3 separate regions of the Homo sapiens genome follow, and all the other regions are linked to region 2. A link is a loop called in an ENCODE intact Hi-C map of the cell type or tissue named here. Cell type or tissue: heart left ventricle. All regions are shown on one strand.

Region 1 (8,000 bases), 140 kb after region 2:
CTCACTTTGGGAGGCTAAGGTGGGCGAATCACTTGAGCCCACGACTTTGGGACAAGCCTGGCCAACATGACGAAACCCCATCTCTACAAAAATACAAAAAAAGGAAAAAAAAGTCCTTTTTTTTTTTTTGTATGGCGGATATGGTGGCACGTGCCTATAGTCCCAGACACCAAATACTTGGGAGTCTGAGGAGGGAGGATCACTTGAGCCCAGGAGGTGAAGGCTGCACATGACTACCCCACTGCACTCCTGCCTGGGTGACAGCACGAGGCCCTGTCTCAAAAAAAAGAAAAAAAGAAACGGGAGGAGAGAGCCCAGCGAGGAGACAGGACTGGGCAGAGCTGGGCACTGGGGCCTCTTCCCATCCCACCAATTCACCCTGGACTAGCCCCCTCCTCTAACCGACTCCGGGAGGTGGTGAATGACCCGCAGTGAGGAGACTGAGCTCGCTCTCCTTCTCAGCTGGGCCCTGCACTTCCCAGCCAGCCCCAGGGCTCTCGTCTCCCTGGCACTAAGGAGATGCCTCATTCCTAACAGGTGTGCCAGCTACACCCGCCCCAGGCAGAGGGGCCAGCCCAGGGGTGGAAAAATCACACTACCAAACCCACGGGCAGAGCCCTCCATTCCAGAACGGGCACCGCTGGGCACTGCCCCCTCACCACCCATGGACGACAAATGCAGTCCTAGGCTCCTGAAGGGAGTGCTGAGGCCCAGAGAAGGCAAGGATGGTCCTGGGGTCACACAGCCAGTGAGGGGGACAGCGGGACCCAGACACCCGACTCCTCACACGACCTTCCTCGGAGGCTCAAAGCCAGCAGCAGCCCCTGTTTAAGGAAACAAAGCTGCCCCTCTCTTGAGCTTCAAGGGGCCTGGGATAGGACGAGGGAAGGAAGTCAAGCCCCTGAAGAGCTGCATGCAGAAATCCGTGTGACAAGAGGTGGAATTATTTCCCCTAGAAAAAAAGAAAAAGCCCTCCCTTGGCAGAGCCCAGGGGTACTGGGCTGTAGGCTGATGTAACAGAGAGAGGAGAGGCCAAGAGGAAAGGAATCCCCCTTCCCTCTCAGCAAACCTACTGCCAGGAGCACAACAGGGAGGACGCAGCTGGAGCAGGGGGTGGGGGAGATGAGCCAAGCAGGATGTTGGAGCCTGGGATAGAGCCCTCCTCCATCTGGCTGGAAAGCAGAAGCCTTTGAACTGCAACCCAGGGGGTAGCACTCCCTTGGGGCCCAAATCTGGGCCTGGCATGGATGTGGGGTGCCCAGAGCAGAGTATGTATCTACAAGGGCTGTGTCAGCTGGAAAAACCCGCAGGATGTGAAGCCACATGGGAGGCAGGCAGCAGGAGGCGGGGCTCTGGGAAGGGCGAGGAGTCAGGACAGTGGCCTGGGCTCCAGGGGCAGGCACTTATGTGTTCCAGTGAGAGAGTGGTGAGGCCTGGGGCAGCCAGGAGAGCGTGGCCCGGGGAAACGTGGGCAGGGCCCAGCTGCGGGAGCTCCAGGGAAGCTGACATGCCCAAGTGGGCCCTGTGTCCACACCCCAGAGAGGGTGGGATGGGGGCGGAAGCCCAAGGCCTCAAGAACACCCATCCCAGAGAGGAGACGACAAGGAGCCCAGGAGCCATCCACTGCTGCCCCTTAGTTTGGAAGGTCCTGCCCCTGAGAAGGTCCAATTGGAAAGAGGGTCCCGGCCGCAGTCCCCTGCCTCAGTTGATCCCAGAGTAGCAGTGGTAGCTCCACAGGCCAACTGGGATTCAGATCCCACCACAAGCACACAATGCCCTTCCACACCCGAAGCCTTCACAGCAGGACTGGACGGGGCAGGGGTTCTGGCAGCTGGGACCACCTGGCGGCTCCACAGTGCACAGTGGGGGCTGTTTCTCCAGCCCTGCCTTAGAGGGGTCCCCAGCCAATGTGCCCCCCACCCCTGCCTCCAGCTGAGGGGTACACTATGGCGGGAGCGGATGGCTGCGGTCACCACCTCCTCATTCTCGCACACTCTCTCCCTCCAGCTCCTGTTTACTTACTGGCTGGGCAGGAGCTTCAGCTTCCCACGGGCACCTGAACATGTGTTCCTCTTACAGAGGGTTTGGGAACAGAATAGATTTTCTGACAGTTGCCCTGACCTCAGGCATCTGAGGGCTCCTCTCCCTCCTTCCAACCCTACTCATGCAAACCCGCTTCACGACAAAAGGAGAGCCACCCCGACTCAGAATCTAATGACAGGGTTTGGTGTCCTGTCTTTGCAATGCTGGAGGCATCCTTCACTTCTCTGAGCCTCAATTTCCTCATCTGCAAAAAAGAGGATCCCCCAGTACCTGACACAGGGGCTGTGGGGGAGATCAATGAGACAAGGCATTTGAGGAAGAGCCACGTGAACTGTAACACAAACTGTCGAGCCCCACGCAAAGGCTTAAGAATGCCCACGATGAGTGGTGCGTGACTTATCCCGGGACTCTGGAGCCAGCCTGCCTGCATTCAAGGCCCCGCTCAGCTGCACCTGATTAGGAGGGATTCAGGGCTGCCCCTCAAAGAGGAGGAAACCAATAAATGTAAGCAAAGGAGTCAGGGCATCCCTGGCTCACGAAGTGCTTCCTACATGTTTGCTGTCACTGCACGTCACTGCTGATGTGCAGCATGCCCTTGCTCTTACGCTGTTGTCCCTCCCAGGCCAGGAGCACTGTGTCCCACCACCACAGTGCCCTCAGTAACTGCACAGGCTACCAAGCTGGGGACTCCTCGGGGAGCAACAGGACTTTCCTCGGGGACACTGGGTCTCGGCTTCTGGACCCTTTAAGACACTGAAAACCCAGCCAGCACACGTGGCAAAGATTTTCCCAATGGTGGGAACTCTACTAAAAGGGTATCTCCCAACCCTGGGACTACCTGAGCTGAGACAGCCGCTTCTCAAGAATGTCACAGGAGAGTTGGACACAGGGTACGTCTGAGAGGGCTGCCTCGGCTTCATCCCAGCCTTTCCTCAGACCCATCCTGGAATCAGTGAGATGTGGAATTTGAGTCCCCATGCCATCAAGGGGCGATGGCTGATCCACCCAGACCAAAGGGCTTGACTTGAATACGATGGACCTGGGGGAGAAATTGATAGGTTTCCTGCTGCCATCTAGTGGTCAACATCAGTAAGAACAGCAACAAGCCAGAAGGCCACCAAGCAAGCCTCAGGGCCACAGCCCCTCAACCCTGCAGGCCTGGACCAGGGCTGAATGATGAGCTGGCTGAGGCAGAACCTAGCAGGAAGCAGAGGGTGTAAGAAGGAGAAAACGTGTCAAAAACCCACAGAACACCAAAAGCCTGCTGCCTATCCTCCCAGGGATTAAGGAAGGAGTGTGCCTCATACACCCCTGTAACAAATAAAAACGTGGTGGCCGGGCACAGTGGCTCGCTCCTGTAATCCCAGCACTTTGGGAGGCCAAGACAGGAGGATCACTTGATGCCAGGAGTTCCAGACCAGCCTGAGCAACACAGTGAGACCCCATCTTTACAAATCAAATTTAAAATTTAGCCAGGTGTGGTGGAGTGCATCAGTGGTACCAGCTACTCAGGAGGCCAAGGTGGGAGGATTGCTTGAGCACAGGAGGTTCGAGGCTGCAGTGAGCTCCGATCGTGACACTGCACTCTAGCTTGGGTGACAGAGCAAAACCCTGTCAATCAATCAATTAATAGTGTTGCCCCAACTCTAAAGCAATGCAGTGCCTAGGCACTGAGAAGGAACAGGCAAACAAGATGCCAGCCCTGACTGCAGGCACCTCCGAGTGGTCTCTCCCCTACTCCCCCATGTCCTCCACAGCTAGCCAGCCCCTGCGTTTGCCATGCTTTTCCCCACATTGTTCTTCTTCCTCCCTTCTATACATGGATGATGTGCCTGTACAAACGTCACTGCCTCTTCCACGCTGCACGCCATCACCCTCATCCACCCTGGACTGTGATCGCCTGACTATACGTCCACCTTCCCCAGCAGAGCTAGCCCCTGCTCTCAGCTCACAGTCACATTCACCAGCAGAGCAGCTGGCTCTCCAGGCCTGACCAAACTGGATCCCAGGGCCCCAAATGCTTCCCGCCTTCTGTCTCAGAAGTTGGGCGCCCCAAACAGCCATCGGCCATGCCACTGTCCCCAAACTTCCCTCCATCCCTCCAGAGGGCCCATCTGCCTGTGACCCAAGGCCCTCTGACCCAAGCGACCTTCCACCCCAAAGCAGCAGCCCCGAGCGGAGGCAAGCAGACCCTTGCAGATATGAGGCAGGACAGACAGAATGAGGGGAGCTGGGCTCCAGCCTTGACCATCCCCTAACTGGCTGTATGACATGACTGGCAAGTTTCTTCCCTCCTTGAACCTTCAAAGTTCCCCATTTATACAATGAATGATCATCTCGGGTCCCTTTCAGGTCAAAATCTCTATGACACTAATTCCTGCTAAAGTGCCAGTGACCTTTAATTGTGTAACTGTTCCCACAATACTCTCATCTTCGGAGAGGAGAAAGTCTCAACCCATCACCCATTCATTCACACAGTAAAAACACACTAAACACCCAAATCCTGGGAGTGGGGTGCCTGTTTTTAGCAATGCGACCTACTGAGCTCTGCTTTAGCCACAGTCCACGGCGGGAAAGGCTGACGAGGAAGGCCAAGCATCCATGCTGAGCTGACACAGGAAGCAAAGCACCAGCCTGGAGCCTGACACCCTGCAAGATCGGGACGGCAACCCTTACATTACACACCTTCTAAGGGGCTGTTCCAAGAATCAGTCCCTCACAACAGCCCTAAGCGCTGACCCTGTTTATAATCAAAGAAACTGAGACCCAGGGGGGTTCAATAACTTACCTTCACCAAAAGATGCAAAGCCAGTGTCAAGCTAGAAACTGCGCCTGGGTGGCTGTCTGGCCATTACCCCGTGCCATGGTGGGTGATCAAGAGGTGATGCTAATGCCAATTTCCTCTCCTCCCCGTCATCCATCCATTTTCACAGGACCTGTTTCTTTGGAAACCTCCACCCTCTGCACTCTGGTTTCCTTCCCCAGTCACCCCTTATTCAAGTTTGCACACCAGAGTTGAGCAGAGCCACCTGGGGAGAAAAAAACCACCTGCTCATCCAACTTCAAGCAGCATCATTTTAGGGCACTGACCTTGTTTTCTTTGGTACACTCAGCCTGCTGGTGTTGTCTGTTTTGGAGCTGCCCTTAGATGAGGGTGGGGGGAAGATGACTGCATTGGAATGAAAGGCCTGGAAGGATTCTGAATACATACCAAGGCTCTCCTGTGATTTCCCCTGGGAGGGTCCCTGGGGCTGGGAGAGGGGCATAGGAATGGGGCCTCACATTTTACTGATACTTTTATGTTATTTTATTTTTTACAGCAAAAAAAAATTATATAATAATTGAGTCTTATTTTAAAGTAAATAAACACTTTAGACAGACAGACTGCTGGCAGATGACCAAACTGTGTACTTGTAGGAAGTGCCTGGTGAGACAGACCAGGCCTCCCGGGACAGAGCCCTGAAGTGGGAGGAGAGGACCCCTCTTTTTCCGGGATGGGTGGGGCCTGTGCACGGAGGCAGATGGTGGAGTGGTTTCTGGAGCACAGGGACAAACTCTCTGCCCCCAAAATACCTCACGCATCTGCTCATTCGTGCCTGAAATTCCTTCACCGAGGGACAGTCTTTGATTCCAGTTAGAAATAGGCCTGAAACCGTAAACCCACCCAAAAGACATAAAATGGTGCCTTCAAGTCATACTCCAAGGGAGCAAGCTTGCTGGTGTTGGGGAGTGAGGCTCTTACAACGCCTCTCGAGACAATCTGGAGGAGGCAGGACCTGACCGCTTCCTAATGGCCCCAAAGGTGACGGGGAGGAGCTCTGTGGCGGCCTCAGGGTGGCGCCTGTCCTCACCCTGACCTACCTGACAGGCGGGCGGTGGGGACGATGAGGCTGAGAGCCACCGGTCCACTAGGGATGGGAGAACCTGAGCCTGGGAAGCTTCATGGGCTGGGGAGGGGTGGCGCCTTTCAGAGGAGACTGAATAGGAAAAAGTCAAATATCTGGAACCAGGGAAGTGGGAGTCGTCCACGCCAGGCTTCGCCCAACCTAGCTGGAGGCCTGCCCTGGGGCCTGGTGTTTTAAACAGGATCTAGACAAATGGGGCCACATGTTGAGAAGCATGAACAGAACAGTGGGAGAGACTCAAACCGGGTCAGGAGAAAACAGGAATGCGGGAACTGAAGGAGAATGCTCCATGTCATGGTCCATCAGGGAATGCAAATCAAAGCACAGTAAGATACCACTTCACATCTAGGATGGCCATAATTTTTTTAAAAAGGAAAATAACAAGTGTTGGCAAGGATGTGGAGAAATTGGAACCCTCATGCGTTGCCGGCAGGGATGTAAAGTGGTACAGCCGCTGTGGAAAACAGTTTGGCTGTTCCTCAAAATGTTAAAACATAGAATTACCATATGATCCAGCAATTCTTCTCCTAGGTATATGCTCAAAAGAATTGCAAACAGGTGTCCAAACAAAAGCTTGTGCATGAATGTTCATAGCAGCTCTATTTACAACAGCCCAAAGGTGGAAACAACCCAAATGTCCATCAACAGAAGAACAGAAAAACAAAATATTGCACATAGGTATAATGGAGTAGTATTCAGCCTTACAAAGAATGAAGTACTGATGCACACTACAGCATGCGTGAGCCTTGAAAATACGCTAAGTGCAGGAAGCCAGACACAGAAGGCCACATACTGTATGATTCTATTTACACGAAATGTCCAGGAGAGGCAAATCCACAGATAGAAAGCAGATCAGTGGTTGCCAGTGGTGAGAGGCCTGGGGGGTCACAGGTAAGGGGTGCAGGATTCATAGTCAGGGTGATGAAGAAGCCATGGAAGCAAGTAGTGGTGATGGTTTTACAAACACGGTGAACGTAGTAAATGCCATCGAATTACACACTTTAAAATGGTTATAATGATATATTTTGTATGTATTTTACCACAAGAAAAAAAATGTTTTTAAAAAATTGCGAGGACTTTGGGAAGGACACAATACCTGGTAACAAACACCTGAGGGCCTATCCGACGAGGGTCCAAGGACAGGACCTGTCCTGCAAGTTCCCAGAGTATGGAACCTCCCGGAAGCCAAGCTCCAGCATCACAGCACACATCACAGCCAGCATTCCCTGCACACCTGCCACGGTCAGGCCAGAAGCTTTCATCAGCATTAGAGGATTTTCTCACTTCATACCCACAACAGCCCTAGGAGGTAGATGGGACTGCCCCCAGTTTCGGGTGAAGAAAATGAGGCTGGAGAAGGTAGGTAACTGGCCCACAGGCATCCAGTAAGTGCAGGGGCTGAGATCCTAATGGGAGCACCTGTGCAACTGGCTGCTGCTGTACGCCACCATCAGCGCAGAGAACGTGGGCCGCAGCTTCGGCATGTCCAGGCTCAACCAAGTCCCACTGTCGCTTGCTTGCATGTGACCTCTGGCTATTTACTCAACCACGCGGTGCCTGGGTAAAAACTGCAATTAACACCACCAACCTCGAAGGCCGGCTGGGACAATGAAATGAGATGACTGTGCCCAGCAGCTCCTGGCACGTAAAGGGCTCCATAAACATCCGGTTTCTTTTTTTTTTTCCCCAAAAGTGGAGAAAATGACAAAGATGGAGGAGACTGTCTCAGCAGGTAGAGCGTGTGTACCCCGTCAAAGGAGGCGAGGAGATGCAGCACAGCAAAGAGCCGCTCAGCAAAAACAAATACCACACGGGCACTGGCCCCAACGACCTTGAAGGTTCTGCCCTTGAAATCCGATGCGGCTACAACGTAAGACCCCTTCCCGAGAGTGGGCTTTGCTAGAAGCAAGAAGGGAGTGATCCAAGAGCACTGGGATCCTAAAGGAATCAAGGTCGCCACAAAAAAAGAAAATGTGCAAAGAAACAGAAGGCTGGAAAACAGCAAAAATAAAGTTTGCCGGTAAAAATAGAAGTAACTCACATTTTTAGAGC
Region 2 (8,000 bases):
GGGGTGTGGTCAAGCCTAGAACGTTCTAGAAGCAGTTTCCCTGGGCTCAGGTTGGACACCCAGGTGGCTAATATTCCAGGTCTTGCCTGTCCCAGGGGTCCAAGTGCAAGGAGATCAGGAGTTGGAGGGGCTGGGGATTTGGACAGAACTTACGCTGAGGAGGAGGCACTTGTTTTCCTTGATGGCCCCCAGGCAGCCGAGGAAGCCCGTCACCATGACAATGGTGCCTATGGCAATGACCAGGTTGGCTGCAGACAACGAAGGGAAGCTGGGGGAGAAGGTGGCAAAGTTGCCTTGGGACACGGAGAGCCAGATGCCCACTCCCAGCAGCCCACAGCCACAGAGCTGGAAAGGAAGGAAAGCCCATTAGCCTGGCGCTGCTCTCACATTCGTCCATGGACCTGGGAACAGTGCAGGTCCCCACCCCATGCTCTGAGACACAGACAAAGTGAGAACCGACAAGGTGAGAACGGGACTACCGTTGGGCTGCAGACCCGAAGCATGTCGGCTGTGTGACCCAGACAGTCCCCTAGCCTCTCTGTGCCTCAGTCTCCCCATGTGACAACGGAGACTGTGCCAGTTTCAAGAGCCTCCCAGGTCATTCTGAGGATGGATTAAACCACACAGAGGCAAAAGTGCGTAACAAATACGTGGAAGGTACTGGACACATGTGAGTGGTTAGGTTACTCTGCATGATAGAGAAGAGGCCCCAGTGTCCAAGACGGAGGCCTGGTGAGAGGGGAGAACTGGGGTCAGGAAAAGCAAGAAAGACTTCATCTCTGGAGGTGGGAAGGGACCCTCGGAGTCGGGTTTCTTGGAGCCAGAACTTCCAGCGACTGTGTCCTGTTACTCTGACCCGAAGGGCCATTTGTCCACTGGAGTCTGAAGAACAATTTCCCACAGATGGAGAAAGGAGGCAGTCATCGGCTGGCTGGGGGCCTGGCCAGTGTGCGGGACGTGGGAGTCCACGGCTGCCTTCACCACCCATCCAATAAGCTGGCCTCTGGCATGATCGGCCCCCAAACCGAAAAGCAACTCTCCCCAACAGCACCCCTGGGGCTGCCGGCGCCACCAGCTCCACCTGGGGAAGCTTCCATTTCACCGGCTGCAAATCTCCACATCTGTCTTATTTTATGCTCGATATAGCTGGCACTCCCCGACTCCCTCCGCCAGCTCATGGGAAGTGTGCTGAGTCTGAGGAGCCAATCAATCAGTGAAACAGTATTTACTGAGTGCCTACAGCATGCAGTGTGCCATGCCAGAAAAGCTACAACCACTTTAAAGACCTGTTTTCCAGGGGCCTCTGTTCTGGCTGGATGGGAGCAATCAAAGTGCAAAATCTACCACTCCCAGGTGGGATGGACTGGTGCCCAGTCAACGCTACGGGCGCTCAGAGGAGGCAATCACTGTCGCAGTCATGGAAGCCAGTTGAAGGAGGCAGTCCCTAAAGGGTGGGTGGACTAGGGGCAGATGGAGGACGAGAACATTCTATGCCGGGTGAAAGTGCAGGTGGTAAGGGCTTGGGAGTCACAGACCCAAACAGGACTCCCGGCTCCAGCTTATCCTGGTGGTGTGAGCTTGCAAACCTCTCGTATGCAGAGTGAGAATATCATCCCCTTCCTATTGGACTGCTGTGAGAATTAGATTGGAATAAGCTACGTGAAGTGGGTGGCCAGCTCCGGGCACTGCTTGCTGGAAAGGCACTTCCCGGGCAGCTGTTCTGTGCCAGGGCCTGTGCAGACTATGCTGACTCCAGGAATCAGCCCAGCCCCTGCTCTCAAGCTGCTCTGGTTCCTGGGAAGAAACAGAGGCTCAGGGCTGAGACAGGGCAACCCGCAATTAGGCAGGGTAGGGATGCCCATGGGAAGGTGAGGGGAGGGGACAGACGCCTCCCTGAGGAAGGGCATCTCCTTCGCTTATTCCTCCACAAACCCAAGTGAACACCTGCGTATTCAGTGCCAGGCCCTGTTCTCCAAGCTGGGGAGACAGTGGTACACCTCACTGGCAAAGACCCTGCCTTCACGAAGAGTAGATTCTTACAGGAGACACTGACCTTATGTAAGCAACAAATGACGTAACTGCAGTTGCTGACATGCGCCACGAAGAAAAATAAGGCAATGTAAAGAGCCAGAAAATAACTGGGGAGGGTGTGGGCAGCGAAGGTGTCTTGGAAGAGGTGGTGTTTAAGCAAAAACCCAAATAAACAGGGGGAGGGAGCAACATAACTATCTGGGGGAAGAACGTTCCAGACAGAGAGAACAGCAGGTGCAAAAGCCCCGGAGTGGGAAGGAGCCTGGCCAGCCAAGGAGGAGCACGCTGGCCGTGTGCTACAACAGTGAGTGAGGTGACACATGGTAGGAGACAAAGCAGGCGGGGTGGCCGGGGGCCAGGCCAGCTGGGACCTCGCAGGTAAAGGAAACGTGCAAGTGTCCTCAGTGTGACGGGAAGGTCCCAGAGCTGGAGAGTGACATGATCTCACTGAGGTTTTCAGCAGATCACTCTGGCTGCTGTTTGGAGAAGCGACCGCGGGAGGGCCCGAGGGAGGCCAGGAGAGCAACTGGGAGGCTGCTGTGATTAGGCTTGGGTTTGTGGAGGAATAAGAAGGAGATGCCCTTCCTCAGGGAGGCGTCTGTCCCCTCCCCTCACCTTCCCGTGGGCATCCCTACCCTGCCTAATTGCGAGCCTCTCTTTCTTCCCAGGAGCCAGACCAGCTTGAGAGCTGGGGACGACTCATACCAGGAGGCTACGGAGGAGCGGTGAGAAATGGTCCAATTTGAGATGTTTTGAAGGTGGCATTGACAGGCCTTGCTGGGCTTTGAAGAATGAATAGGATTTTGATAAATGGGGAACCAGAAAGGTGTGCATGAAGAAAAAGGTAGGAACAGACACCGCCACGTATTACTAACCAAGAGACAGTGCAAGGAGCTGCAGGGGGGTCCGAATGATTTACGTCCAGCAGCTGCCTGGGTCCTTCACACTGTGGAGAGTGGGCCTGTGCCTCCTGTCCCCTGGCGCAGCCCCACATGGAACCACGTCAGGGCTCCCAAAGAATGGGCACACTGAGACCCACAGCATCGCCCAACTGGGCCATCACAAAGCTTCGCCAGGGAACGGGGCTAGCCCCGCCTACGGCCACTAGGTGGCGCTCCAGGCTGGTTCAGAAGCTCTGGGTTCGCCAGCGATGGCTGAAACTTTCATCCAAATAGTCACTCTGACTTTTCTTCAATCTGGTCAGTTTCTATGCTGCCGTCTCAATTTTTCTTTCATTAATCATACCATGGAGAATTTATGATCTTCATGCTGAAGATTTATGGCTCTAAAAGCCAGACCCTGGAATGAGTAAGCGGAAACCCCACTGCCGCAGGTACTCGCTGCAGGGGAGCTGCAGGGCGCCCCCACACGCTGCAGCTGGAGACACGCAGGACCCCAGAGCTCAGAGCCCGGACCCTTCTCGGGCCTGGAAAAGTTCTCAAAGCACAGCCTTCTCCTGAAGCGGTTTCCCACTGTGGGTGTACCTGCAGCGGGGGGCCCCTTCCGAGCCCTCTCTCCACTTCCCTCCTGGGATAAGTGCTGGGATGCTCAGGTACCTCTACCTAGGAAAACCTCTTAGGTCAGAAACTCCAGGACCTGGTCACCTCTCTTCAAACTGGTTCTCTGACTTCACACTCCACATCCTTTGATTTGGTCTTGCCAGACCCACCTGGGAGCCTTCTACCTCTCAGGGAACACAGCTGGTGCCCTGTCCCCAAATCTGCTTCCTTTCCCATTTCCTGTCCAAAGTCCTCCAGGCCCCCAGGAAAGATCTGCGGCCTACCCTACGGGGGCGCAGTCTGGACTGGAAGGCTTCCTCTCCAAGCCCTCAAACCTGTTCCTGCCTCCATCACAGCTCCCGCCTGGCACAACTCCACGCATGGTGCACGTCTGCCCAGTGAGGAGGCCTGTGCAGTACAGCGGGTGCCACGCACATCCCCACTGCCACGCTCCCATCCTCAAGGGGCTCCTGCCGAGATGAGCTCTCTGCTCCCATCTTCTGATGGCCCAACACTAACAGAGCCTCCCGGCAAGAAGAAAACACAAAGGTCACGCCTCGATTTTCCAGGAAGCTAAGCGGGGGGACAAGGAAGTCCCCAGTCACACTGCTGGGCTGGGACAAAACCTTGGTTTCTGGCATTTGGTGCAGAAGCCTTCACTACCTGCTCCCAGGGGACCTCCGACTGACAGGTGACAGGCACCAACACTGGGCCTTCGCCACAGGTCCCATGTCCAGATCACGGCCCCCACTGCCCTCCCTGCCCCTGGCCTCTAGTTTCCAGCCCAGCCTGCATAGAGCTGCCTGATTCTTTTCCTAAAATGCCTCTCATCATGCTGCTCCCTAGTGTGACCTTAAGATTCTTTAGCTCTCGGAGGCCCAATTTCCTTTAAAACTTGGGATTTGGACGAGATCATTTCTTAGGTCCCTCTGGCGCAGTCTTAGCCGAGTCTGAGACATGGTGCTCTCAGCCCTCAGCCCAGTGGTTCCCAATCAGGAGCAATTCTGCTCCCCAGGGAACATGTGGCATGTCTGGGGACGTTTTTGGTTGCCACAATGGGAGGGGCTGCTCCTGGCACCTGGTGAGTAGAGGCCAGGGGTGCTGCCAAACACCCCGCAGTGCACAGGACAGTCCACACAGTCAAGAACTGTCTGGCCCCAATTGTCAATAGAGTTTGAGAAACCCCGCCCCCTACCCTATCCCCCCACGCCAGGCACCCACCCTTGGGCTGCCAACATCTTGAGAACAGCCATTGGAGAAAGAATCTGATGTGTTCCCTCCAGCGGTGGGGAAGGGAGAGCCAATGACAGCGATATGCCCAAAGATGCCAGCTGGTGAGCTGGGGACAGCCGGGGCTGAGATCGGGGAGGGAGCAAGGGCAGGAGGGAGGAGGTGATGGCAGAGACAGGTTGGCCATGAAGTCTTGGTGAGCCAGGCCTGCCCCGCACAGGCAGGAGGGCAGGAAGTCAGGAAGCTGACCTCTGAAGCCAGTGCAGCGGGCAGGGAGAGGGTGCGGCAGGAGCAGGAGAGGGAGGTGCAGGGCAGGGGAGCCGCCTCTGGTGGAGGGAGCCCAGCACATAGCACAGGAAGGAGGCAAGGCCTGTCTGTGGTGGCACAGCCAAAGCTCAGGGCCGGAGAGCTTAGCTGGTGGCATTTGGGAAAATTCCCTTCCAAAACCAGGGGTTTGTCTCAGCTGAGATGACTGAGCTATAATCTAGCCCACGATGGGACAATCTGGGGTGAGGCAGGGTGACTCAGGGGATTGGGCCCCAGGCAATGCTAGCACCAACCCGCAGAAGGTCACCAGCCACTCCTGGTGTGGTCCAGGCCTGATTGATGCCCTCCCCGGAGCAGGTGCAGGTCCAGGGGCCAGCCTGAGTACCAAGCCTCCCCTGCCCCTTCCCCAGCCGAAGGCATTTCAAAATAACTTCAAATCAGGGCTACAAACAAATCCACATCCAAATTTGAGAAGACGAATCCCATCCTTACATTTGCCAATGGCCTCCTTGAGGGCCAGGATTTGGGTCTGTTGTTTTTGTGGTTAAATCCGCAGAGCCTAGAGCAGGGCTGGCAACGCCTTCAAATCCCACAGGGCGATCTGGTCTGGGCCGTGCCCTGACTCCGGAGGAGGGAAAGGGTGCAGGCCCCCAGCACAGAGAAAAGCCTCAAGTCATCAGGCTGTATCAGGATCTTCTTTGTCACCAGGGGCCCATCCACAATACGCGCAGCAGGTAAACTGAGGCCCAGTCAGGCTATGGCCATACAGTGAGCCCACACTCCAGCCTCACCTCATTTGTTAAGTCTTGTAGTTAGCTAATATCCCCACGGTGTCTTCCTTGTCTTCAGTTTGAACCATGCTGACTGTGGTTTAAATACAGGCTTCTGCCACGTGTCGTTACGTATGTTTCACGCAGGCATCCTATTTCTCTGGGGGTGAGGGACACAATTCCCCCTTCGGGCTTCCCCGTCCTGAGCTTCTCCACCCACTTCCATGCTGCTTAGATCCTAGGGGCAGCCACTGCCCATATCTCATGGGTCCCATCGGTCTCCCACTGGTGGGAGCGGCCCCTCGCCAGGGATGACTCCTCTGCCAGCGCCGGGCCCACAGCAGAGGACACACCTAGGACCTCTCAGGCTTCTGTGTAGACTTGCTGCCTACCCTCACTAAACACACACACACGGCCGGGCGCAGTGGCTCATGCCTGTAATCCCAGCACTTTGGGGAAAAAAAAAAAAAACACACATGCACTTCCAGGACCCAGGTTTGTGTCTTATCCATTTTTCTTCCATTGTAGGGCCCAGAACATGCCTGGATTACTAGATAAATATTTGCTGGAGGAATGAATAAATGAATGAATGATGGGGATGGATGGAGGGGCCTGAGTGGGCCATAGCTGGGGAACAGGACCAGACCCAGACATGCAAATCCTCCTGAAAAAGCAGCCTCCTCTTCACCCCGTCTTCCCCACTCCTGGAACCCCCAGTGCCCTCAGGTTGCTCCCACCTCTGCTGCCCTATTTTAATCCCCACTGCCTCATGTGTCTGCAGAGCCCCACAAGGCACCTGGGCTTCTGGCATCAGATGTCACTGGTGGCCCCTGACCTGGCCCCCCTGACACCCTCATCCACTTTTTGCTTGCAGGAAATTTTCAAATGCTAGGACTGAGTGCTCCCTAATGTTTCTATGAGCCAAGGCCAGGCCCAACATTTAATGGCATTTAATAAATTAGTGGATGTGGAGAATTTTTAAAAAAGAAAAAAACCAAAACAGCTTTAATTTCACAGCCTGACATGCTGGCTAGTAATGAACCTGCCTGGCTCTGGAAGAAGCCGACCTGCCAAGAACTTCATCATGGGGAGCAGAGACAATACATCGGTGCCAGGAGCGCAGCCGCTGCTTTGTATTTCAGACACCCCTTGCCTCCAAGGGCCCCCGCAGCTCATTCATTCTCACAGCCATAAAGGGAGAGGCAGGAGGGGCAGGGAAGGCAAGAGAGCAGACGATGCCTCCAATTCTGCATGGAGAGAAATGAAGGGACAAAGTCACAGACACATCTTTGCTGAAGTCACCCAGCAGGTAGGAGGACCACAGCACCTTGGAACCATGGGGTGGGATGCAGCCACACGGGTCTCCCAGGGGCTGAATGCTCACCATCCCACAATGCACTCCATTCTTCTTTTTTTTTTTTTTTCTGCATACCTCTAATCAGCCAGGAATTCTTTCTTATTAATGCAAGAATCTACTTCCCTGTGGCTAACATGCATCAATCCTAGTTTTGCCCAAGAAGCCCACTAAGAACAAGTAAAACAGGCCTGTCTCAAACTGAAAGTTAGGCTCCAGCTATGGTAGGACCCAGCTCTTCCCCTCCTACGTTCTGAGCTCTATACTTCTAGTAATTCAGCCTAAGGCCCCATTGGCTTGAGTGGCAGCCATAGCACAGTTTAGTCTCACACTGAGCTGGTGCATAACTTCAAGCCAGATGGCATGATTCCTTGGTCATTACTGTTGGACCCCACACTTTCTCTCAAAGCCTCCAATTCACCTTCATACCTTCACTTTGCAGCCCCTAATCTCACCAACTTACAAAGGTGTCAGGGAGATGACACCCATATTTTTGTGCCTAATTTTCCTCCAAATAAACATTACATAAAGCATTTGCATATCTACAACCCAGTTACATTTTGATTATACCAGAATGGGGTTATTCTCCATGTGAGACAGTTCTAAGAGAGAATGTCTACCCACGGCCAAACTTAAGGGGCATCGTGTTTGGGGGCTGCAAGCCTCTGCAGTTATAAAGCTCCTGAATTATGTTTCAAGACTGTCAATTCTCTCCAGCCAACTTTGTAACCCTTCCCCAATTGACCAAAACCCCTAGCAGTTGAGAGTGAGTCCTGTTACAATACCTACACCTCTTGCAATCTAAAATCCCGAAGTGTATATTGGGGTGGAAGAGTCCACGATGAAGGA
Region 3 (8,000 bases), 63 kb after region 2:
GTGGGGTTCCCCAGGTGTCAGACGCTGGGGTGCCTCAGCAGGCAACTGCAGGAGCCAGCAACATGACTTGGGGCTGCCTGGTGGAGAAATTCCCCAGGGAACAAATCATTGCACAGCTTTAGGGCCCTCTAGGAAGGCTGAGAGATGGGATGGAAATAGATACAGAGAACAACAGGAAGTCATGAAAAGAAAAATAAGCTGGCGATCCTGATTCCAATCAGCAGAACCCTTCCTAGGCCTCAGAGTACTTTCAGGATCACCATCCCATTGCAGCCCACTGACAAGGCTCCCAGGTTGGCCAGGCAAGTTTGATTAAGATTTGATTCCCACCTTACCGAGGAGAAGCTGAAGTCAAAGATCCTCCCAGGGAGTCAATGGCAGAGCAGCAGGGTAGCCCAAGCCTTCCCCCAGCCAGCTATGGCCTGCGGCGCTGGTGCACGGACACCCCCTAAATGTGTGCAGTACTTTCCAGTTTAAGGCACCACCCTTCTCTTGGTTTGGATTCTCACAACCACCAGAGAAGCGGGTAGGACAGGTTCTTGAATCCACACACAAGGTAAAGCATCCCTGGCTTTGAGCCATGAGTTTTAATGGGGAGACTTGGGGATGGGGGTGGGAAGGGTATGTGTTTGTTTCCTAAAGAGGTAGCAGGTGGGAGCGCAGGCCAGGGCCAGGGGATAAGGGAGGTGGGCTGTCAGGGGCTGCCCTGGGTAGAAGGGCACAGTGAACAGGGTAGAGCCGGGTGAGAGGCAGGCAGCGCCAGGGAACAGCCCTGAAGACGTGTTCAGGGGGATGGGGGGAAGGAGGAAGAAACAAGAACGCTCTTCCTAATGACGATCGCTGGAGGGAGGAATTGGAACAATAGTAATTAAGGCTTCTAACAATAGGAAGGAGCCGCGACAGTTCTGTGTGTCAAACAAGGTGCAGAGCTTCTCCCCAGCGTAGCCAGGGTGCTTAATACGGCAGCCCGCCCCCTCATTACCTGCTTAGAGGGCGTGAAGGCCCTCCCCTGCAGGGGGGAGGGCGTGTTCAAATCAACTGACTGCTGTGGCTGTGGCCCCATCTCCTGCCCAGGCCCAGAAACGACTTCCATTTCTTGCTACCCTGAAGTGGGAAATGGGCTAACAGGGAAGATTCTCCCCCCACCACTAAGCAAGGAACTGGAGGTCCGAAGAGGCAAATCCAACAGGAGTTCGTCCACCCTGGAACCCAGCGCTCCTGTCCCGACCCAGCCCCGCGGCAGGCAGCCGCTCACTCCAGGCCTGTGAGCTCCAGGAATGGCAAAATCTAGGGCAGCTTTGTCCAGGCAGTGAGTTCCAGCACACTGAGCACACACGTAGTCCAGGTGAGGCAGTCCCCTTTCAGTGTCACCACCTATGAGACAGAAGAAACTCATCCGTGGTCCATCACTCTACCGACGCTACTATGAGGATAAGGAAGATAAAATATCTCAATAATCATCAGCTCCTTAAAAAAGACAAAGGGAACAAAAGAAACATATACAACCACAGAATGTCAGGGCCCAGAGAGACCTCAGAGATGAGCTGGTCCAAGTCTATCATTTTCCAGATGTGGAAACTGAGGCCCAGAGACAGAAGCAGTTTGCCCAGGATCACACGGCTAGTTAGCAAGCATGCCGGGGACTAGAACCCAGGTCTCTGGGATCAACTCCCTGCTCTTTTCCACTCTGCCACTTTGATCCCAGATACAAGCGAGAGTTAACTGGCATGCATCTTCCAAGAAGAGCTGCACACCTGCATTTGTAGGAGTGGGGAGGAAATGCAGGATGCATGGCCAGGCACCCCAGGATCCCGCAGGCTGTTTGGGTGGCCACCCAGCCCAGCCCCTCCCTGCCCCAAGTTGTGAGAAGTCTCCATTTAGGTGGGAAGACAGAAAGCTAATCGGCAATGCAGAGAATCTTGTCAATATTCCTCCCACAGCTCCTGAGTAAGACCCACAGCCCTCTACGGAGTGGCTTTTGTGAAATATGCACTTTTCAGACTCCCCTCCTCCCAGCAGGCAGGCTGAGAAAGGGACAGGTGAAGGGGGGCTGGAAGGGGGAGGGGGGCTTCGCTGCAGCTCTCTTTAGCTGCCATAAATGGGAACAAAGTGAGCACCTCGTGCACTCAGTACCACATCAGCATTCCTCCCTCCACCCTTGCTCTCTCCTGAGGGTCCCTGAACCTCCTCCCCAACCAGGCCTCTGAGCCCCAGGGACTGGTCACGATGAGTGTCCTAAATGGCTCAGACATAAAGAGCTCCTGCCCAGAGCCCAGGCTTATCGGCCTGACAAGCTGTCGCTCTGATTTGGGTCCAATGAGCTCTTGCCAACAAGCGGGGGAAGCCCCCCTTGAGAGGGCAGGGGGCAGAGTGAGGCTTCAGAACACACCCGCCCTCACTGTACAGAGAACAGAAGGCACAGGATCCTCACCGCCAGCAACTGCCGTTTGCTTAGAGACCCCTGCAGACAGACTCCCCAGGTTGCCCGCCCAGCCACAGTCCCATGTCCTCCAGACCTTCCTCCACCTGGCGTTCTTTAATGCCCTTCCCCGCATGATCCAAAGTGCCATTGCTAAAAGGGGTCTTCTGCAACCAGCACACCGCTGTACCCAAGCAATTCCTAGCGCTCCACAGATCTGTTTGACACCCTTTGCATTAGCCCCTTTCTCTGGCTTCCAATATCACCATGTTTTTCCTGCCTTCTCCTTCTCCACCCTCCCCACTCCCTCTGCTTGTCCACAATCCCTTCACCGGATAGGCATCCTCCCACGTTGTACATCTTCCATCCTCCAGATCCTCGAGCCCTCTCCTTTTCACCCTTCTCATAGTCCCTGGAGAGCCTGCCTCCTCTACAAACCCTGTTCTGATCAGAAGACAGATGGCAGGTGCGGGACATGAACACAGACACTAGGCCCCCCTTGCTAGGCAAGAGCACTGAGCACCATACCTGGTGCTCACCCCTGACCTGCACCCACTAGAAGACTAGCTGGCTAGCGGGCTCCTCCATCCTCTCACCTCTGGGTGCCCCATTCCCTCATCAGGTCTGCAGTGCGTGTGCACAAGAGCTCAGCTGAACCCTGGGGGAGGGTGGCAAAGCATGGAAGATCAGAAGTCTCTAGGCTAGATGCAGTGGCTCACACCTGTAATCGCAGCACTTTGGAAGCCAAGGCAGGATTGCTTAAGGCCAGGAGTTCAAGACCAGCCTGGACAACACAGGGAGACCCTGTTTCTACAAAAAATTTAAAAATTTAAAAAATATATAAAAAGAAGTCTCTATATAACATAAGATGTATAAAACCTTCATGAAACTTTACAGAAAAACATTAAAGAAGACCTAATGTATGGTGAAATATACCATGTTCATGAATAGAAATAGATAAGTAGAATACTATTCATATTCATGAATAGAAATATAAAGATAAGCCGGTCATGGTGGCTCACGCCTGTAATCCCAGCACTTTGGGAGGCCGAGGCTGGCAGATCACGAGGTCAGAAGTTCGAGACCAGCCTGGGCAACATAGCGAAGCCCCATCTCTACTAAAAATACAAAAATTAGCCAGGCATGGTGGCACACACCTGTAATCCCAGCTACTCGGGAGGCTGAGGCATAAGAATTGCTTGAACCTGGGAGGCAGAGGTTCCGATGAGCTGAGATCATGCCACTGCACTCCAGCCTGGGTGACGGAGAAAGATTATATCTCAAAAAATAAAAGAAAGAAATACAAAGACAGCAATTTTGCTTTCCGGTGGTGACGACCTACGCACACGAGAACATGCCTCTCGCAAAGGATCTCCTTCATCCCTCTCCAGAAGAGGAGAAGAGGAAACACAAGAAGAAACGCCTGGTGCAGAGCCCCAATTCCTACTTCATGGATGTGAAATGCCCAGGATGCTATAAAATCACCACGGTCTTTAGCCATGCACAAACAGTAGTTTTGTGTGTTGGCTGCTCCACTGTCCTCTGCCAGCCTACAGGAGGAAAAGCAAGGCTTACAGAAGGATGTTCCTTCAGGAGGAAGCAGCACTAAAAGCACTCTGAGTCAAGATGAGTGGGAAACCATCTCAATAAACACATTTTGGATAAAAAAAAAAAAAAAAGACAGCAATTTTCCCTAAGATGATGAATGAATTCAATGAAAGGTCAACCAAAATATCAAAAGGGTTTGGGGGAAGAGGCTGGCTGACTGATTTTTGGTGAAACAAGACAAACTAATTCTGAAATGTATGCAAAAGAACAAAGGGCCAAGAACAGCAAAAATACTCTTGAAAAAGCGTAAGAGGAAAGGATTTGCCCTACCAGATATTGAGACTTATTATAAAGTTGTAGTAATGAAGACAGTGCGGCATCAGGATAGACAAACAGTCCAGTGGAAAAGACCCAGGCATACACAGAAACACAGGTGGCGGTACAGGTCTGTGGGGAAAGGTGGACTAGTTAATCAATGGAGCTATGGAGGAAAAATCAGAGCCCTATCTTATATACAAATATAAATTCCAAATATACTAAGGACTTAAATATAAAAAGAAAAGCTTCCAGAAATCAGTCCAGGAACTCATCTTCAGTCACTTACTCATTCATTCAACAATTCACAGGCACTGATTATGTTGCGACAAGCACTGTCTTACTACCAGGCTGTAAAGCTGAAGCAGGGCGCCGTGGCTCACGTCTGTAATCCCAGCACTTTGGAAGGCCGAGGCAGAAGGATTGCTTGAGCCCAGGAGGTTGAGACCAGCCTGGACAACATAGGGAAACCCTACCTTTACAAAAAATACAAAAATTAGCCAGGCTTGGTAGCACGTGCCTATAGTTTGAGCTACTCAGGAGGCTGGTATGGAAGGATCACTTGAGCCTAGAGAAGTCAAGGCTGCAGTGAGCCATGATTGTGCCACTGCACTCCAGCCTGGCTGACAGGAGTGAGACCCTGCCTCAAAAGGAAAAAAAAAAAAAAAAAGACATCCATGAGATAGCATGTATTTCTTAAATACATAAAAAGTACAGTCTAACAAAGAAGAGGCTGAAAATTTGACTACATTACAATAAAGAATTTCTGTTTACCAAGAGACCCCATGAAGAAAGTGAAAAGACAAACTATAAACTGGAAGCTACATACTGTTTGCAATACATTTAATTAACACATTAGTATTCAAAACATAAATAAAACTCCTAAAAATTGTTAGAAAAAACGCAACTCAATAAAAAATGAACAAAAGACAAACATGCATTCACAGAAGATGAAAGAATGGCTAAGGAACATATGAAAAGATGTCCACTAGTGATCAAAGAAATGCAAATTAAAACCATTATAATATAGCATTTTACATCCACTGTACTGGAGAATGCCAAAAACCATTCCCCATTGACTCTCCACTGGTGGGAATGTCCACTGATACATCCTCACTGGAAAACAATCTGGCATTATCTAGGAAAGGTGGCAGGTACATATCCTGAAGCTCCACGGTGCCATTACACTCCTATATACCCAGAGCAGTGCTCCTCAAGGTGTGGTCCATGGAACTGCTTCATGCTTAGAAACTTTTTTTTCTTTTTTTTTTTTTTGAGACGGAGTCTTGCTCTGTTGCCCAGGCTGGAGTGCAGTGCGCGATCTCGGCTACTGCAAGCTCGGCCTCCTGGGTTGATGCCATTCTCCTGCCTCAGCCTCCCAAGTAGTTGGGACTACAGGCACCCGCCACCACACCCGGCTAATTTTTTTTTTTTTTTTTTTTTTTTTTTTGGGACAGAGTCTCACTCTGTCGCCCAGGCTGGAGTGCAGTGGCACAATCTTGGCTCACTGCAAGCTCTGCCTCCAGGGTTCATGCCATTCTCCTGCCTCAGCCTCCCGAGTAGCTGGGACTACAGGCGCCCACCACCGCGCCCGGCTAATTTTTTGTATTTTTAGTAGAGACGGGGTTTCACCGTGTTAGCCAGGATGGTCTCGATCTCCTGACCTCGTGATCCGCCCGCCTCGGCCTCCCAAAGTGCTGGGATTACAGGCGTGAGCCACCGCGCCCGGCCCACGCTTAGAAACGTTTATAGCAATCTGACATTGCCAGAACATCCCAGCACACCATCAGCTGACTCACTCAGGTACAGCTGAGCTCGTCAGGCGAGTCACGTGTGCTCTCAACCGTGTACTAGTCACATGCAGCAGGACCACCTCTGAGAACTGAAAACTTAAAAGATGGTCCTCCACCACAGATACTTCCAGAAGCACTGTCCTAAAGAAACGCCTCCACATGTACACCAGAAGACTTATACGAGAATGTTTACAGAAGTGTTGTTTAGAAAAAGGAGGAAATAACCCAAATGTTCATCACCAGAAGAATACACCTGCAGCACATTCATGTAATGAAATACCAAGAGCCATGGAAAGGTGTGCACTATGGCCACGACTATCAACGTGCGTGAATCCAGAAACACAACGCTGAATTTTTAGTTTTTTATTTTTTTTTTTTTTTGAGATGGAGTCTCACTCTGTCGCCCAGGCTGCAGTGCAATGGTGTGGTCTTGGCTCACTGCAACCTCCACCTCCCGGGTTCAAGCGATTCTCCTGCCTCAGCCTCCTGACTAGCTGGGACTACAGGCACCCGCCACCACACCCGACTAATTTTTGTATTTTTAGTAGAGACAGGGTTTCACTATGTTGGCCAGGCTGGTCTCGGACTCCTGACCTCGTGATCCACCCACCTTGGCCTCCCAAAGTGCTAGGATTACAGGCATGAGCCCCTGCGCCTGGCACAACGCCGAATTTTTAAAACTACATCCAGAACTATTCTGTTTACCAAAAGTTGAAAAATCAGTCAAACTAAATGATGCCGTGTTTAAGAATGCCAATACATGTGGCGTACACTTCACACAAGATTCAAAGAGAATGGTGCTCTCTCAGGCAGAAGCTGGGGGTCACAGAGGCTCATGGGCATAGAAAGTCCTCTATTTCATAAGCTAGGCTTCTAAGTGGGCAGGCGTTTGTTTTATGATTTTTTTAAGTACGTGAATTTACATATGATGTATTTTACAACTGTCACTTATTTTGGGTGACGGTGTTTCTGGTTGGGAAAGTGACCCGGACCTGGAGCCCTGTGTGCTCTGTGTCCTGGTCAGCCCAGGTCACAAGCCAAGCTGCCCAGTGGAATCCAACATCCACCAAAGGGCCTGTGGGGGCCCCGCACTGTGACCACCAGCCCAGCTGGCTGGGTCCAGGCCCCACTTGTCACCCCTAGGACAAAGGGAGGCAGAAGAAGTATGTGGAGCTGCCCCTTCTGGGAGGCCCAGAGGCATGGCAGGTGCAGCTGCAGGCCTTGGGGTCAGAGACCACATCCTTCTCCACTGCCTTCTCCCTACCTATAACTCTCATTCCAAGAAACCCCCCTGGCCCTCCCAGCTGCCCCCATTCTCCCATATACCCCGAAGGCCCGAAGACATTCAGAGCAATCCCCAGCCCGAGGGACACTTGGGGATCCTCCCAGGGCTCCAACCGCCCTTCCTGGCATTGTCATCCAAGCGGTCCATACTCCAACCCGTGGGCACCTAACTTCCTGTTCATACGCTCTCACCGCAGGAGCGACAGTAATACTAACAACCACAGCTCCTGCGCACGAAGTCCAAGGCGCCAGGCCTCCTGCTGAGCAGTACACCTGCATCATGCACACAGCACCTCCTGCAGGCCTCAGCACGGCCCTACAGGAGAGGTGGTATAGTCCAAGGTGAGGAAACCAGATAGCAAGAGGTTAAAGGAATACCTTCAAAACACAGCCCTCACTTCTGGAGGCGCCCACTCAGGAGGGGCTTTGTTCATGTAAAAGCTGCCTGGCTGATGCGAACATCCACTCTAGTGAAGAACCCCTGGAGTGGAAAGAAAGCTACCTGAAAGCAGGGCCCTGTCCCTCTCCTCCTTGGCCGGTCACCCACCCCCCACCAGCCACTAAAACAGGGCCTCTCTGCGTGGTCCTGACGCAGTGAGCTAGCCACTGCAAGGGAGATTTGAAATCCTGCAGCCTCCCCT

Evidence for each region. A loop is a pair of places that touch in the nucleus more often than their neighbours do. Peaks named below come from ENCODE experiments on the same cell type or tissue, not always from the same donor. Only the 100,000 strongest peaks of a DNase experiment are listed, where the experiment ranks them.
Region 1: a loop joins it to region 2, with 9 times the contacts of the local background. A loop is called at or near these places in 106 of 110 quality-filtered maps.
Region 3: a loop joins it to region 2, with 2.7 times the contacts of the local background. A loop is called at or near these places in 58 of 110 quality-filtered maps.

Annotation. Positions count from the first base shown.
Region 1 is chr12:3,130,762-3,138,761 of GRCh38, reverse strand. The region is part of intron 2 of TSPAN9 (tetraspanin 9); the gene reads right to left. Among named protein-coding and RNA genes, the nearest start is that of TSPAN9-IT1, 15 kb to the left of the region's middle. RefSeq lists enhancers at 1,192-2,042, 2,104-2,603, 2,604-3,105, 5,365-5,659. In heart left ventricle, a CTCF peak has its summit at 3,125 (motif pointing left); DNase peaks (open chromatin) are centred at 1,371, 5,511 and 5,878; H3K27ac peaks cover 3,218 bases.
Region 2 is chr12:3,270,766-3,278,765 of GRCh38, reverse strand. It overlaps TSPAN9 (tetraspanin 9), which reads right to left. Exons shown (of 9, transcript NM_006675.5): 4 at 154-345. Among named protein-coding and RNA genes, the nearest start is that of LINC02827, 26 kb to the left of the region's middle. In heart left ventricle, a CTCF peak has its summit at 3,136 (motif pointing right); DNase peaks (open chromatin) are centred at 3,135 and 3,884; H3K27ac peaks cover 5,451 bases.
Region 3 is chr12:3,207,691-3,215,690 of GRCh38, reverse strand. All of the region lies in intron 3 of TSPAN9 (tetraspanin 9), which reads right to left. It also overlaps the pseudogene RPS27P3. Among named protein-coding and RNA genes, the nearest start is that of TSPAN9-IT1, 62 kb to the right of the region's middle. RefSeq lists an enhancer at 459-998. In heart left ventricle, a CTCF peak has its summit at 7,664; no DNase peak of the experiment used is centred here; H3K27ac peaks cover 3,029 bases.